2 separate regions of the Homo sapiens genome follow, and region 1 is linked to region 2. A link is a loop called in an ENCODE intact Hi-C map of the cell type or tissue named here. Cell type or tissue: dorsolateral prefrontal cortex. All regions are shown on one strand.

Region 1 (8,000 bases), 210 kb before region 2:
CTTGCCATCAGGTAGCCTTAGGTTTTTTGGTTTTGATTTGTGTACTTTTGTGTCTTCACATGTGAAGCAAGTTATTTGTTGAACTTCTACTTACAAGATAATTTTGATGAAAGGATTTATTTAATCAATGGTCTTATAATCCACAAAGAACAAGGCGAAGCTGGACATTCAGGTTCAGGATGCTGGTATTATTTCATCTCCCTTCTCCCTTCATCACACATGGGTGCATACACAATAGAATGAATTAACCAATATTCCCAGGTAATAATTTTAGGTATTTTCTGATCAAATGTAGTATACACATATTCAATTCTGATTACTAAATATCTTCCTTATAAAACCATTAACTTTTTCTTGTATGTAAACAATAGTGAACAAAAGTAAACTTTCTCAGGGGAATTATTGTAATGATTTGTAACTAGTTATGTATCTAAGTATAATCTTGGGCATAATTTTTACTGATCACAAAGTAAAACATGTTTTTTTATTAAAAGACATTAGTTTTAAGAGAAGTTTTAGGTTCACAGCAAAATTAAGAGGAAGACATAGAGATTTCCCACATATTGCCTACCCCACATATGCGCAGCCTCCCCTCTTAACAACAACCCCCATTAAGAGTGGTATGTAGGAGACTCCATCTCAAAAAAAAAAAAAAAAAAGAGTGGTATATTTGTTACAATCAACAAACCTACACTGATATTTCATAATCACCTGAAGTCCATAGTTTACATAGGGCTGACTATTGATCTTGTACCGTTCATGGGTTTGGGCAAATGTATAATGACATGTATCCAGCAATACAGTATCTTATAAAACAGTTTCCTTGCCCTGGAACTCCACTGTGTTTCATCTATTTATCGCTTCCTCCTCCCATACCCTGGCAACCACTGCTTCCCAAGGCTATAAACCTCCCTGTGCAGTGGATCCCTCTGTGTGGATGTAAGTTTTCAACTCCTTTGGGTAAATACAAAGGAGTTCAATTGCTGGGTTATATAACATGATTTTTTTTAAACCAAATAGTCTATGGTTTCAGAAATTTTCTGTTTCATAAAAAAATTTGGTTCAGAAAAATAATACTGTATTTTATGTATATACCTGTTTTAAGAACTGATATCACAAATATGCATCATATGTGATTTAATGTCCTGGTTTGTGACGGTCTTTAATTAGTTAACTGATTTTTAAATAAATTTGAAAGCCCTTTTTGATAGTTATGGAATTCAATAATGCTTACACTTTAATAAAAACAGAATTAAATCTCATTTTAAATAGAATGACAAACCCCAATAGCTTAATGAAAACTTGGATGCAAGTTTTAGCCTTCTGGTGGAATTCTGCCAGCAAAGCTTTCACTAGATAACAATCACTGTAATTATAATAGCAACTGACAATGGCTTAAACATGACCCACACACATCCTTCTAAAATCACAAAGCTCTTAAACGATAACATGGTCAATGACAGGGTTACGGGCACGATTGTAAAAAGCCAGGGCGACAAGAAAGGGAAAAGCAGGTGGCTCATACAAAGAAGACCACCAAACCTGCTGGGATAATTTAGATAATTAATTTTGTCCTTGAACTGAAAACATTCTTTTACATCTGATGTATTTTCCACTCTTTTTAATTTTACTTATAATTTTAGAAAACTTGAGTGATATAACTGATTTGAAATGACGCATAAGTGGTGTTTTGATGTGGCCCCTTCCTTTATATTCCTTCAGTTTATATTATTAAAAACTAGCAATCAACTGAAATATTTTAAAAGAAATTTTACAATTCCAGTAGTAGATGCTCTATTAAACTAATGTATAGATGTAGTTATTTTTCTTACTAAATTTAAATCATATTCACTATATATATACATGTGTACACATGTATATAGTATGTGTATATGTGTGCATGGCATGTATCATACACATGTATACACTCATACATGTGTATATAGTATGTGTATATGTGCGCATGACATGTATCTTACACATGTATACACTCATGCATGTACGTAAATACATATACATGTATACACATATACATAACATAAATACATATATATGTATTGAGTGTAACCAAACATCTATGTTGCTTGGGAATTTGAATAAGTATGGAGAGTGAATAATTGGACATAAAAAATGTAAATTAATGGAAACACAAATGTTGACTACACAAAGTCCAAGGTAAGAATTTCAGCAGGTGAGCTGTTTAGGTGTTTGTAAGTTGTCCAAGACGACAAATTGAATCATTGGTGTTTCTGGGAGGAAACATAGCTTTTTGCTGTGGTATAGAATAATGTTCTGAATTTGTCATTTAATAATCAGATAATACTTGCTAAAAATCCTATGTTCAAATATTTCTATAAAATAGGAAACTAGAGTGAAAAAGTCAAGAATGGAAGCAATGCCCACAGTTAAGCAGTTAAATCACTCAAAAGGTCTAGTTAGTATGATCAAGACCCTGCTTTTTTAGTATGTCTTATTAAAATAAATGAAAAACATCAAAGTAAAGGAAAAATCAACTTTATACAAAGGAGAAATAATTGAATTCTACCTACTCTTTAGACCTTAGTAATTGAAACATTGCTTCACTTTCTAACTTGGATAACCTCATTAACTCTTTTCTACCTTATGTCTTTTCATGTTCCATGAGCTCTTCGTCAAATACAATCCTATCTTTTCTGGCATTCTATAGTTTTCAACATAATTTTTAAATCGCCACATAAAAATGCCTTCCCAATTAATTTTGCCCCATTCTGATGTCTCACTTAATTCAGCATTTACATTCCATGTTACTTTACATATACTAATGTGTTTTTAAATTGTTCTTAATTAGAAAATCTACTAAATCACTAAAGAATTATTTTTTATTATTTACTATTTAAAACACACATGCTTATTAATAATTTGTATCAGTTTGTTTTCACGCTGCTGATAAAAACATACCTGAAACTGGGAACAAAAAGTTTAATTGGACTTACAGTTCCACATGGCTGGGGGCCTCAGAATCATGGCAGGAGGTGAAAGGCAATTCTTACATGGCGACAGCAAGGGAAAATGAGGAAGAAGCAAAAGCAGAAACCCCTGATAAACCGATCAGATCTCGTAAGACTTATTCACTATAACGAGAATAGCACAGGAAAGACTGGCCCCCATGATTCAATTACCTCCCCCGGGTCCCTCCCACAACATGTGGGAATTCTGGGAGATACAACTATAGTTGAGATTTGGGTGAGACGCAGTCAAAGCATATCATAATTATTTAGTATTATAAAACAAAGGCATTGCATCTAAAAATGAGTTAATTTTTCTTTCTGCTAGAAATGTTAGAATAAATTCTATCTTAACAGCGACACAATTTTGATGATCAGCTTTTCTAGAATTTAAGGATAATTATTTCTAACATAGAAGTACTTCTTGAAAGAACAGAACCAATTTTGAAAACTAGGTTTAAACATACTAAACTTGGCGGTTAAATTTTTTTTCTGGAAACATCTCAAACTGCTTCTATTAGTATCAATATGTTTATATATGTTTGCAAGTAAAGCCAAAGTTAGACCTTATAGTAGTCTTCTCAACTAAGATGTCAAGAACATCATTAGCTAAAAGATAGTCTGTTCAATAAATGATGCTGGGAAAGCTGGATATTTATATGCAGAAGAATGAGACTAGACCACGATCTCTCACCATACACAAAAATCAAATCAAAATGGATTAAAGACCTAAATCTAAGACCTCAAACTATAAAATTACTACAAGAAAACATTGAGAAAATTCTCCAGGACACTGGAGTGGGCAAATATTTCTACTACTGCAATTTCTTTTGGCATCTTTGTCATGAAATCTTTGCTTGTGCCTATGTCCTGAATGGTATTGCCTAGGTTGTCTTCCAGGGTCTTTACAGTTTTGGGTTTTACATTTAAGTCTTTAATCCATCTTGAGTTGATTTTTGTATATAGTGTAAGGAAGCGGTCCACTTTCAATCTTCTGCATATGACTAGCCAGTTATCACAGCACCATTTATTGAATAAGGAATCATTTCCTCATTGCTTGTTTTTGTCAGGTTTGTTGAAGATCAGATGGTTGTAGGTGTGTGGCCTCATTTCTGGGTCCTTTATTCTATTCCATTGTTCTATGTGTCTGTTCTTGTACCAGTACCATGCTGAATGGGCAAAAGCTGGAAGCATTCCCCTTAAAAGCTGGCACAAGAAGAGGATGTTGAATTTCATCAACATCCCTTCACAATAAAAATACTTTTTCAAGCATTTTGTTGCCTTCATTCTGTGGATAATGATGTATCACCTTCACTATTTGTGTATGTTGAATCATGCTTGCATTTCAGGAGCAAATCCCACTTGGTTATGATGAATGATCTTTTTATTGTTGAATTTGGTTTGCTAGTATTTTTCTGAGTATTTTTGCATCAATGTTCATCAAATATAGTGGCCTTTTTTTTTGTATTTTTGATGTGTCTGTCTCATTTTAGTATCTGGGTAATACTGGCCTCATAGAATGAGTTTGGAAGTATTCCTTCCTTCCCTGTTTTTCAGAACAGTTTCAGTAGGATCGATATTAGTTTTTTAAATTTTTGATGAAATTCAGCAGTGAAGCCATCAGGTCCTGAGCTTTTCTTTGCTGGAAGACTTTTTATTTGATCTCATTACTTGCTATTGGTCTATTCAAGTTTTGAAATTATTCATGGTTCAATGTTTGTAGGTTGTATATGTCTGAGAATTTATCCATTTCCTCTAGATTTTCCAATTTCTTGGCATGTAGTTGTTCATAGTAGCCTCTAATGATCCTTTGGATTTCTGCAGTATTTGTTGTAATGTCTCTTTTTTCATCTCTCGTTTCATTTACTTGGGTCTTCTTTTTTTTTTTCTTAGTTAAGTCTGGCTAAATGTCAATTTTGTTGATGTTTTCAGAAAACAAACTTTTCATGTCATTAATCTTTTGTATTGTTCTCTTCATTTCAATTTTATTTATTTCTACTCTGATCTTTATTATTTCTTTTTTTCTACTAACTTTGGGTTGATTTATTTGCTCTTGCTTTTCTAGTTCTTTAAGATGCATCATTAGGTTGTTTATTTTTAGTACAACTTTTTCTACTTTTTAAATGTAGGTTCTTATACCTATAATTTTTCCTATTAATAACTGCTTCTGCTGTATTACATTGGTTGTGGTATGTTCTGTCCATTGTTTTGTTCCACAAAATTTTTTAATTTCTCCCTTTTTCTCTTCATTGACTCATCAGTCATTCAGGAGCATATTTATAATTTCCATGTGTTTGTATCATTTCCAAAATTCCTCTTGTTATTGATTTCTACTTTTATTTTACTGTAGTTAGAGAACATATTTAATATAATTTATTTTGAGCTTTTTCAGACATGTTTTGTGGCATAATATATGGTCTATTATTGAGAACGATCTATGTGCTTAGGAGAAGAATGTGCATTCTGCAGCTGTTGAATGAAATGTTCTGTAAATATCTGTTAGGTCCATTTAGTCTATGGGCCAGATTAAGTCCAATTTTTTTTGGTTGATTTTCTGTCTGGATGATCTGCCCAATGCTGAAAGTGGAGTGTTGAAATCTCCAGCTATTATTGGAGTCTGTCTCTTTAGTCCTAGTAATATTTGCTTATGTATCTAGGGGCTTTAGTGTGGGGTGCATATATATTTACAGTTGTCATATCCTCTTGCTGAATTGACCCCTTTATCATTACATAATGGCCATCTTTGTCTCTTTTTATAGTTTTCATTTTGAAATCTATTTTGGCTGATATAAATATAGCTATTCCTGCATCTATGTCTGTCTTCATAGGTGAAGTGTTTTTCTTGCAGGCAACAGATCACTGGGTCTTGTAATTTTAGCAATTCAGTCACTCTGTCTTTTCACTGGAGTGTTCAGTTCATTTACATTCAATGTTATTGCTGATACGTAAGGACTTACTCCTACCATTTTGTAATTTGTTTTCTGGTTGCTTTGTTGTCTTCTTTCTTTTCTTCCTTCCTATCTTCCTTTCAGAGAAGGTGATTTTCTCTTGTGGTATGTTTTCATTTCTTGCTTTTTATTTTCTCTGTATCTGTCATAAGTTATTTTGATTTCAGATTGCCATGAGGCTTGCAAACAATATCTTATAACCCATTATTTTAAGCTGATGATAATTTAGCATTGATTGCATAAACAAACAAACAAAGAGAAAACTAATAAAAATTTTATGTTTTAAAATCGTTCCCCTGCTTTTTAACTTTTTTCTATTTATACTTTATTATACTCTCTATATCTCAAAAATTTGTTGTAGTCATTATTTTTATCAGTTCACCTTTCAGTCTTCCTACTCAAAATATATGAGTAGTTCACAAACCACAATTATGGTGTTATCATATTCTGTGTTTTTCTGTGTACTTGCTCTTACCAGTGAGTACTGTACTTTCTGATGAGTTCTAGCCGCTTATTAACATCCTTTGCTTTCAGATTGAAGTGGTCCCTTTAGCATTTCTTGTAGGACAGTTCTGGTGTTGATAAAATCCGTCAGCTTTTGTTTGTCTAGAAAAATATTTATTTTTTTCTTTATGTTTGAAGGATATTTTTGCTGGATATGCTATTCTAGGGTAAACGTTTTTCTTTTTTTTTCCTTCAGCACTTTAAATATGTCATGCCATTCTCTCCTGACCTGTAAGGTTACTGCTGAGAAGTCTACCGTCAGACATATTGGAGCTCCATTTGGTGTAATTTATTTATTTTCTCTTGCTGCTTTTAGGATTCTTTCTTTGTCCTTGAATTTTGAGAGATCATTTAATGTCTTGAGGTAGTCTTATCTGGATTAAATCCACTTGGTGTTCTATAACCTTCTTGTACTTAAATATTAATATCCTTCTTTAGGTTTGTACATTTCTCTGTTATTATCTCTTTGAATAAACTTTCTCTCCCATCTGTCTCTCTATCTCCTCTTTAAGGCAAATACCTTTTAGATTTGTCCTTTTGAGGCTGTTTTCTATATCTTATAGGCATCCTTTATTATTTTTTTATTTTGTCTCCTCTGACTATATATTTTCAAATATCCTGTCTTCAGGCTCACTGATTCTTTCCTCTGCTTCATCAGTTCTGATGTTGAGACTCTGATGTATTATTCTTTATTAAGTCAGTTGCACTTTTCAACTCCATAATTTCTGTTTGATTTTTTTCAATTATTTCAATCTCTTGTTAAACTTTTCCAATAGGATTCTGATTTCTTTCTAACTGTGTTATCTTGAATTTGAATAAGTTTCCTCAAAATAGCTATTTTGAATTTTTTGTCTGAACAGTCACATATCTCTGTCTCTCCTGGACTAGTCACTGGTGTTTTATTCAGTTTTTTTGGTCAGGTCTTGTTTTCCTGGATGGTCTTGATGTTTGCAAATGTTCATTGGTGGCTGGGCATTGAGAAGTTAAGTATTTATTGTAGTCTTTGCACACTGGGCTTGTTTGTACACATCTTTATCAGGAAGAATTTCCCGGTATTTGAAGGACTTGAGTGTTGTGATCTAAGTTTTTGGTCACTGCAGCCATATCCACACTAGTGGACACCCCAAGTCCAGTTACACTGTGGCTCTTGCAGACTCATAGAAGTATTGCCCATGGTGGTCTTAGATAAGATATGGAAGAACTATCTGGATTACCAGTCAGAGACTCTTGTTCTCTTCCCTTACTTTCACCCCCAAATGGAGTCTCTGTCCCTGTGTTGAGCTGCCTGAAGGTGGGGAAGGGGTGACACAAGCTCCCTTGTGGCCACTACCACTATGACTACACTGTGTCAAACCTGAAGCCAGCACAGCACTGGATGTCCCCCATGCCCTGTTGTAACCACTACCTGGCTACCCTCTATGTTCACTCAAGGCTCTGGGGCTCTACAATCAGCAGGTGGTGAAGCCAGCCAGCCTTGTGTCCTTCCCTGCAGGCTTCAAGTTCCCTTCAATCCCAGGTTCATCCAGAGATGCAGTCCAGGAGCCAGAGCTTGGAGGAAGAAAAC
Region 2 (8,000 bases):
GCAGTAATGTTCTTTGGCAAAGATGAGTATATGTATGTTTGTGTGATTCTTTTGTAAAATAAGGAATTTTACTGAACTGTGTTCTTGATTCCTAGGAGGAAATCTCTAAATCCTTGAAATTTTCAGAGTTTTATCAGTATCTTTGTTATGCCAAGGAGGCACCACATGGTCAGCCCCTAGATAGCTTCTTAACAGGGACAGCTCATGTTGGAAAACCTAATCATGTAATTAGAGGGTTAGAACTATGAACTATGTGATATCAGCCCAACTTCTGGAGAGGGTAGGAGGGCTGGAGATTGAGTTCGAACATGTGACCAATAATTCAATCTATCATAGCTATGCAATGAAACCCCAATAAAATTTCTGAACATCAAAGCTCAGTGGAACTTTCCGTGCCAGAGAGCATTCATGTGCCAGGATGGTGACATGCCCTTATTCCATGAAGAGAGAAAAGAGATCTGCATTTTCTCCCAGACCTCATCCCATACATCTCTTCATTGGGTTGGTTTTCCTGATTTGCATCCTTTGTAATAAAACTGTAATCATAAATATAGCACTTTCCAAACAAATTCAAAAGATAGCAGACTACAAGAAATAACAAAGATCAGAGCAGAAATGAAGGAGATAGAGACACAAAAAACCCTTCAAAAAATAAATGAATCCAGGAGCTGGTTTTTGGAAAAGTTCAACAAAATTGATAGACTGCTAGCAAGACTAATAAAGAAGAAAACACAGAAGAATCAAATAAATGCAATAAAAAATGATAAAGAGGATATTACCACCGATCTCACAGAAATACAAACTACCATCACAGAATACTATAAATATCTCTACACAAATAAGCTAGAAAATCTAGAAGATATGGATACATTCCTGGACACATATACCCTCCCAAGACTAAACCAGAAATAAGCTGAATCTCTGAATCAACCAATAACAGGTTCTGAAATTGAGGCAATAATTAATAGCCTACCAACCAAAAAAAATTCCAGGATCCGGCCAAATTCTACCAGAGGTACAAAGAGGAGCTGGTACCATTCCTTCTGAAACTATTCCAATCAATAGAAAAAGAGGGAATCCTCCCTAACTCATTTTACGAGGCCAGCATCATTCTGATACCAAAACCTGGCAGAGACACAACAAAAAAAAAGAAAATTTTAGGCCAGTATCCCTGATGAACATCGACGTGAAAATCCTCAATAAAATACTGGCAAACCGAATCCAGCAGGACATCAGAAAGCTTTTCCACCACAATCAAGTTGGCTTCATCCCTGGGATGCAAGGCTGGTTCAACATACACAAATCAATAAACGTAATCCATCACATAAACGGAACCAATGACAAAAACCACATGATTATCTCAATAGATGCAGAAAAGACCTTTGACAAAATTCAACAGCCCTTCATGCTAAAAACTCTCAATAAACTAGTTATTGATGGAATGTATCTCATAATAACAAGAGCTATTTATGACAAACCCACAGCCAATATCATACTGAATGGGCAAAAACTGGAAGCATTCCCTTTGAAAACTGGGACGAGACAAGGACACCCTCTCTCACCACTCCTATTCAACATAGTATTGGAAGTTCTGGCCAGGGCAATCAGGCAAGAGAAAGAAATAAAGGGTATTCAATTAAGAAAAGAGGAAGTCAAATTGTCTCTGTTAGCAGATGACATGATTGTATATTTAGAAAACCCCATCATCTCAGCCCTGAATCTCCTTAACTGGTAAGCAACTTCAGCAAAGTCTCAGGATACAAAATCAATGTGCAAAAATCACAAGCATTCTTATACACCAATAACGGACAAACAGAAAGCCAAATCAGGAGTGAACTCCCATTCACAATTGCTACAAAGAGAATAAAATACCTAGGAATACAGCTTACAAGGGATGTGAATGACCTCTTCAAGGAGAACAACAAACAACTGCCCAAGGAAATAAAAGAGGATACAAACAAATGGAAAAACATTCCATGCTCATGGATGGAAAGAATCAATATCATGAAAATGGCCATACTGCCCAAAGTAATTTATAGATTCAATGCTATCCCCATCAAGCTACCACTGACTTTCTTCACAGAAATGGAAAAAACTACTTTAAATTTCATATGGAACCAAAAAAGAGCCCACATTGCCAAGACAATCCTAAGCCAAAAGAACAAAGCTGGAGGCATCACACTACCAGACTTCAAACTATACTACAAGGCTACAGTAACCAAAACAGCATGGTACTGGTACCAAAACAGATATATAGACCAATGGAACAGAACAGAGGCCTCAGAAATAACACCACACATCTACAACCATTTAGTCTTTGACAAACCTGTCAAAAACAAGCAATGAGCAAAGGATTCCCTGTTTAATAAATGGTGCTGTGAAAACTGACTAGCCACATGCAGAAAGCTGAAACTGGATCCCTTCCTTACACCTTATACAAAAATTAACTCAAGATGGATTAAAGACTTAAATATAAGACCTAAAACCATAAAAACCCTAGAAGAAAACCTAGGTAATACCATTCAGGACGTAGGCATGGGCAAAGACTTCATAACTAAAACACCAAAAGCAATGGCAACAAAAGCCAAAATAGACAAATGAGATCCAATTAAACTAGAGAGCTTCTGCACAGCAAAAGAAACTATCAGCAGAGTCAACAGGCAACCTGCAGATTTGGAGAAAATTTTTGCAATCTATCCATCTGACAAAGGGCTAATATCCAGATCTACAAAGAATTTAAACAAATTTACAAGAAAAAAAACCCAAAAAACCCCATCAAAAAGTGGGCAAAGTATATGAACAGACACCTCTCAAAACAAGACATTTATGCAGCCAACAGTCATATGAAAAAATGCTCATCATCACTGGTCATAAGAGAAATGCAAATCAAAACCACAATGAGATATCATCTCATGCCAGTTAGAATGGCAATCATTAAAAAGTAAGGAAACAACAGATGCTGGAGAGGATGTAGAGAAATAGGAACACTTTCACACTGTTGCTGGGAGTGTAAATTAGTTCAACCATTGTGGAAGACAGTGTGGCGATTCCTCAAGGATCTAGAACTAGAAATACTATTTGACCCAGCAATCCTATTACTGGGTATATACCCAAAGGATTATAAATAATTCTACTATAAAGACACAGGCACATGTATGTTTAATGCAGTACTGTTCACAATAGCAAAGTCTTGGAACCAATCCAAATGCCCATCAATTATAGACTGGATAAAGAAAATGTGTCATGTATACACCATGGAATACTATGCAGCCATGAAAAGGGATGAGTTCATGTCCTTTGCAGGGACATGGATGAAACTGGAAACCATTATTCTCAGCAGAGTAACACAAGAAGAGAAAACCAAACACTGCACGTTCTCGCTCGTAAGTGGGAGTTGAACAATGAGAACACAGGGACAAAAGGAGGGGAACATCACTCACACACCAGGGCCTGTTGGGGGGTGGGGGCTGGGGGAAGGATTAGCATTAGGAGAAATACCTAATATAAATGATGAGTTGATGGGTGCAGCAAACCAACATGGCACATGTATACCTATGTAACAAACATGCACATTGTGCACATGTACCCTAGAACTTAAAGTATAATTTTACAAAAAAGATAAAAAAATACAGCACTTTCCTGAGTTCTCTGAGTCATTCCTGTGAATTATTACATCTGAAGGGAGTCATTGGAATCCCCAACTTTACACCCAGTTAATCAGAAGTGTAGGTAACCTGAGAACCCCCTTAACTTGTGTCTGGCATCTAAAGTGGGGGTGGTCTTGTTGGGGACCCTGGCCTTAAATTTGTCTGGTTTGACACTATCTCTGGGTGGTTAGTGTCAGAATTGACTTTCAGTGTACCAGTTGGCCTTGGAATAGCTGAAGTTAAAGCAGAATGTTCTTCTTATATTTAACCAAGCAGTATCACTATTTCATAAAGTGTTTTATGAAACTTGATTTTATAAAGCCTGATTTGGAAACTTAAACAGAAAAGACAAGAAGGAAGCATGTTTCCAAATTTTAGGAGCTGGCTGCCCCCTGCTGACACTGTCATAGTCACTACTAGCATGGGAGTCTAAAAGTTGATTCCCTTAGTTTTTGAAACAACTAATTATATAAAATGGAAACACTCTCTGAAACTTGTTTCCAGCGTTTGTTTAGCTCAGTGGTCCATTCCTTGATATTTAAAGGCTACTGGAAACTTTTGGATTTTAATCAACTAAGTATTGAGGTAAAGAGGCTGCTACTCAGTGATAAATAGTCTAAAGCCTAAATTTAATCAGTCTCTCTAACTTTCTCTCAGGTAAAACATAGCAAGCCTGTGTTTCCCTCTGTGTGATCTTGGCAAGCCACATTAACACAACAAGCTCACACTTCCTCATCTTTAAATTGAAATTATTTTACAAAATGATCTCTGAGTTCTCCTCCATGTAGGAGGTTATAAATTTTTCAAGAAGGAAGTAATCAAGAAACTTAACATATCAAAATAAAATTACACAAGGTAGTAAAAATTTCTAATCTTCCAATTCCAAGGTTTTAGAACTTCAAAAGCTTTATAAATTTTTAAGACACTCTTTTCTCCCGTGAGGCCCAGAGAGAAGTCATGTGTAATGTTCCTCAAATATGCAGAGCAAAAAGATAAAGTGGTTAGGGAGAAGGGCTGGGACCTCATACTTTACCCACTAATGTGACAAAGATGCAGTGCTGAAAGATTTTGTAAACTCTAGGTAAACTTTGAGAACACATAACAGGTGGAGTTACCCTGAAACAAATGCTGATATAAAAGTGTTAATTAGTTGAAAACACACAACCTAAAATTTTAGGATTGAATCAGTGATGGTAGAAGGGGCTGGAGTAGCATAAGACGGGGAACATCACCTGGCTCTAGCAAAAGCAAACACAAACACTGTGGGAATTTAAGCACTCTCAGTTTAGTCAACTAGGTTTTACATATGTAAAGATCAACAAAATATGTAGAGTAGTCCTCTTATCCAGTGTTTCACTTTCCACGGCTTCCATCACCCACAGTGAATCATGGTCAGAAAATATTAAATGGAAAATTCCAGAAACAAACTATTTACAATTTTTTAATTGCATGCCATTCTAGGTGGTGTGATGAAACCTCTTTCCATCCTGTTTCATCAATTCATCTCAATCACATAGTCATTTCATCTCACGTCATTACAAGAAGAAGGGCGGGTACAGACGGTACAATAACACGTTTTGAGAGACAGAGGCCACATTCACATAACTTTTATGACAGTAAATTGCTGATAATTGTTCTATTTTATTATTGTTGTTAATCTTTTACTGTGTCTAATTTATAAGCTTTATTATAAATATTCAAGTATAGGGAAAAACATAGCATATCTAGGGCTCAGTTCTATTTGTGGTTTCAGGCATCCACTGGAGGTCTTGGAACATGCCCTGTGAATAAAGGGGAACTACTCTACTACCAATAAACATACATCAAAGGAGATAATAGATGTACTTCAGAGGAAAGGAAAGTAACCCTAAATGGAAAATCTGAGATGCAAGAAAGAATGAAGAGCGTAAAAAAATGATATATTTGTGTATTTGTTATTCAGAACAGGCTAGTTATATTAGGGCAATACATCAACCCCGAAAGCTCAGTGGCTTAACATAACGAGGTCTTTTTTTCACTCAAACTACATAACCAACAACAGTCACTAAGAGAATCTGCTCCAAAAAGTCACAGTGGTACCAAGGCTAATAGAGTTCCGTCTTCATGCAGCTGTACAACTGAAACATATAGTCTCTCAAGATGTCATGGTTGGGAAAGAAAACACATGGGAATATACATAGAAGTACATATGTCACCACTTCCAATCATAGCCCATTGGTCAGAATTAGTCATGTAACTCCATCCAACTACAAAAGAGCAGGCAATATAATAAAATTAAAATATTCATAACAAAGACTTGTCCACTGGGGAATTCAATCTTCTGGAGTCCTTGTATTATTTGGAAAGAGAATAAAGATATGTTTAGTAGTAGAACCAATTCTTCTCTTACCTCTCTAAATGAAAACTCAGGCAGATGCACTGACTTTTCTCTTCCCTGCTAGGCAAAACAAACTGTATACAGTCATTCCACACCACAAAATAAAGACTTGTTTAATGATTTAAATGCCCATGACCATACAATTGAAAAACTTTAATCTTGGTTTAAAATCCTAGATGGGATATGTAGGAGTCAGGAAGGGTGGGAGTAATCAGATTACTCTTTTTCCATTTTAGTTTCACTCCTTCTATCCCAGATTGCAAGATTTCTGCTGGTCCTTTGGAGTAGACATTGGGGGCAAGCACAGGAGTAAGAAAATAAGAAAATAATTTAATTTGTATAGCACTGGTAATCTTGTGTCAGCTTTCTGAACATTAAAAATGTTTAAGCTTCAGCTTTTTTATCTTAGGCAGTTGGAAACACTTCCCCTATTCCCACTTCAGTGCTAATCTAGGGAATCGCTCATCTGCAGTTCTCTTGGCAGGGAACCTTCTAGCCAGCTCTAACTTGGTCCTCACCACTAAAAATTCTATAAACCAGGCTTTTTATTTTGAGCTTCTCAATATACGTGCAGAATCTCAAAAGTGATACAGCTACTCAAAAAAGGGTGGGAGTGTCTTGATGTCTATACAACTTTTTTAAAAAGAAAACAAATTCACTATTCATCTTTTATTTTCCATGTCCACACAGAGCATAAGACTAAACAATTTTTGATATGTTTAGTAACATTAACTTTGAATTGAAAAATCTTTTTTTTTATATGGGTCTCACTATGTTGCCTAGTCTGGTCTTGAACTCCCAGACTCAAGCAATCCTCCCACTTCAGTCTCCCAAGTAGCTGGAAATACAGTCGTGAGCCACCATGCCTGGCAAAAGATCCATTATTATAACATAAAGGAAGCAAAACCTTTTGCCAAACAGAAAGCTTACACTACTTGAAAAATGACTTCATAAAATTCTAAAATCTTCTCAAAGCTATAATAAATATCTTAATTGTTCTAGTTGTCATCATCATCATTGTTGTTGAAGTTATGACTCTTTTTGTGACTACCATTATTACTATTCTTATCATGAACCGAGCAATATTTGATAGGCACTTTATGTGCCATCCCTTCTTACCTTTAGAACAATCAAAACTAATAAAAAGAAGATATTATTGGTCCCATTTTTATGCTTTGCTTACTTAGTTTTCTCTTTGTTTTTACATTCAGGGGATAGCTGTGCAGGTTTGTGGCATGGGTGTACTGTATAATGCTGCGTTTTTGGCTTCTAGTGAACCTATCACCCAAATATTTAACATTGTACCCAATAGGTAGTTTTTCAGCCCTTTCCCCCAGGCTTCTCTCCCCAATTTTGGAGTTCCCTGTATCTATCATTTTCATATGTATAACCCTGTGTACTTATTGCTTGGCTCTCTCTTATAGGTGAGATGGTGTAGTATTTGATTTTCTGTTTAAATGTTAATTCACTTAGCACAGTGGCCTCCAACTATGTCCACGCTGCTGCAAAATTTCATTCTTTATATGGCTGTGTAGTATTCTACGGTGTATATGTGCCACATTTTTTAAATCTAATCCACTGTTGTCGGTCACTTAGATTGATTCCATGACTTCGCCATTATGAATAGTACTGCAACAAACATACAAGTGCAAGTGTCTTTTTGATAACATGATTTATTTTCCTTGGGAAGATACCCAGTTGTGGGATTTCTGGGTCAAATGGTAGTTCTGTTTTCAGTTCTTTGCAAAATCTCCATACTGTTTCCCATAAGGGTTGAACTCCTTAACATTCCCACAAGTGTATAAATGACCCCTTTTCTCTGCATCCTCACCAACATCTGTTATTGTTTGATTTTTTGATAATGCCATTTTGACTAGAGTAAGATAAACATTTCATTGCAGTTTTGATTTGCATTTCTCTGCTGATTCCAGATGTTGAGCATCTTTTTACATGTTTGTTAGCTGCTTGTATGTCTT

Evidence for each region. A loop is a pair of places that touch in the nucleus more often than their neighbours do. Peaks named below come from ENCODE experiments on the same cell type or tissue, not always from the same donor. Only the 100,000 strongest peaks of a DNase experiment are listed, where the experiment ranks them.
Region 1: it touches region 2 in a loop (4-fold over the local background); 3 of 110 quality-filtered maps call a loop at or near these places.

The regions. Positions count from the first base shown.
Region 1 is chr7:124,380,622-124,388,621 of GRCh38, reverse strand. LOC102724577 (a long non-coding RNA gene) reads right to left here and starts at 3,024. Exons shown (of 4, transcript XR_927926.3): 1 at 2,973-3,024; 2 at 95-208. In dorsolateral prefrontal cortex, no CTCF peak of the experiment used is centred here; no DNase peak of the experiment used is centred here; H3K4me3 peaks cover 391 bases; H3K27ac peaks cover 582 bases.
Region 2 is chr7:124,167,315-124,175,314 of GRCh38, reverse strand. No RefSeq gene overlaps it. Among named protein-coding and RNA genes, the nearest start is that of TMEM229A, 140 kb to the right of the region's middle. In dorsolateral prefrontal cortex, a CTCF peak has its summit at 4,052 (motif pointing left); a DNase peak (open chromatin) is centred at 4,054.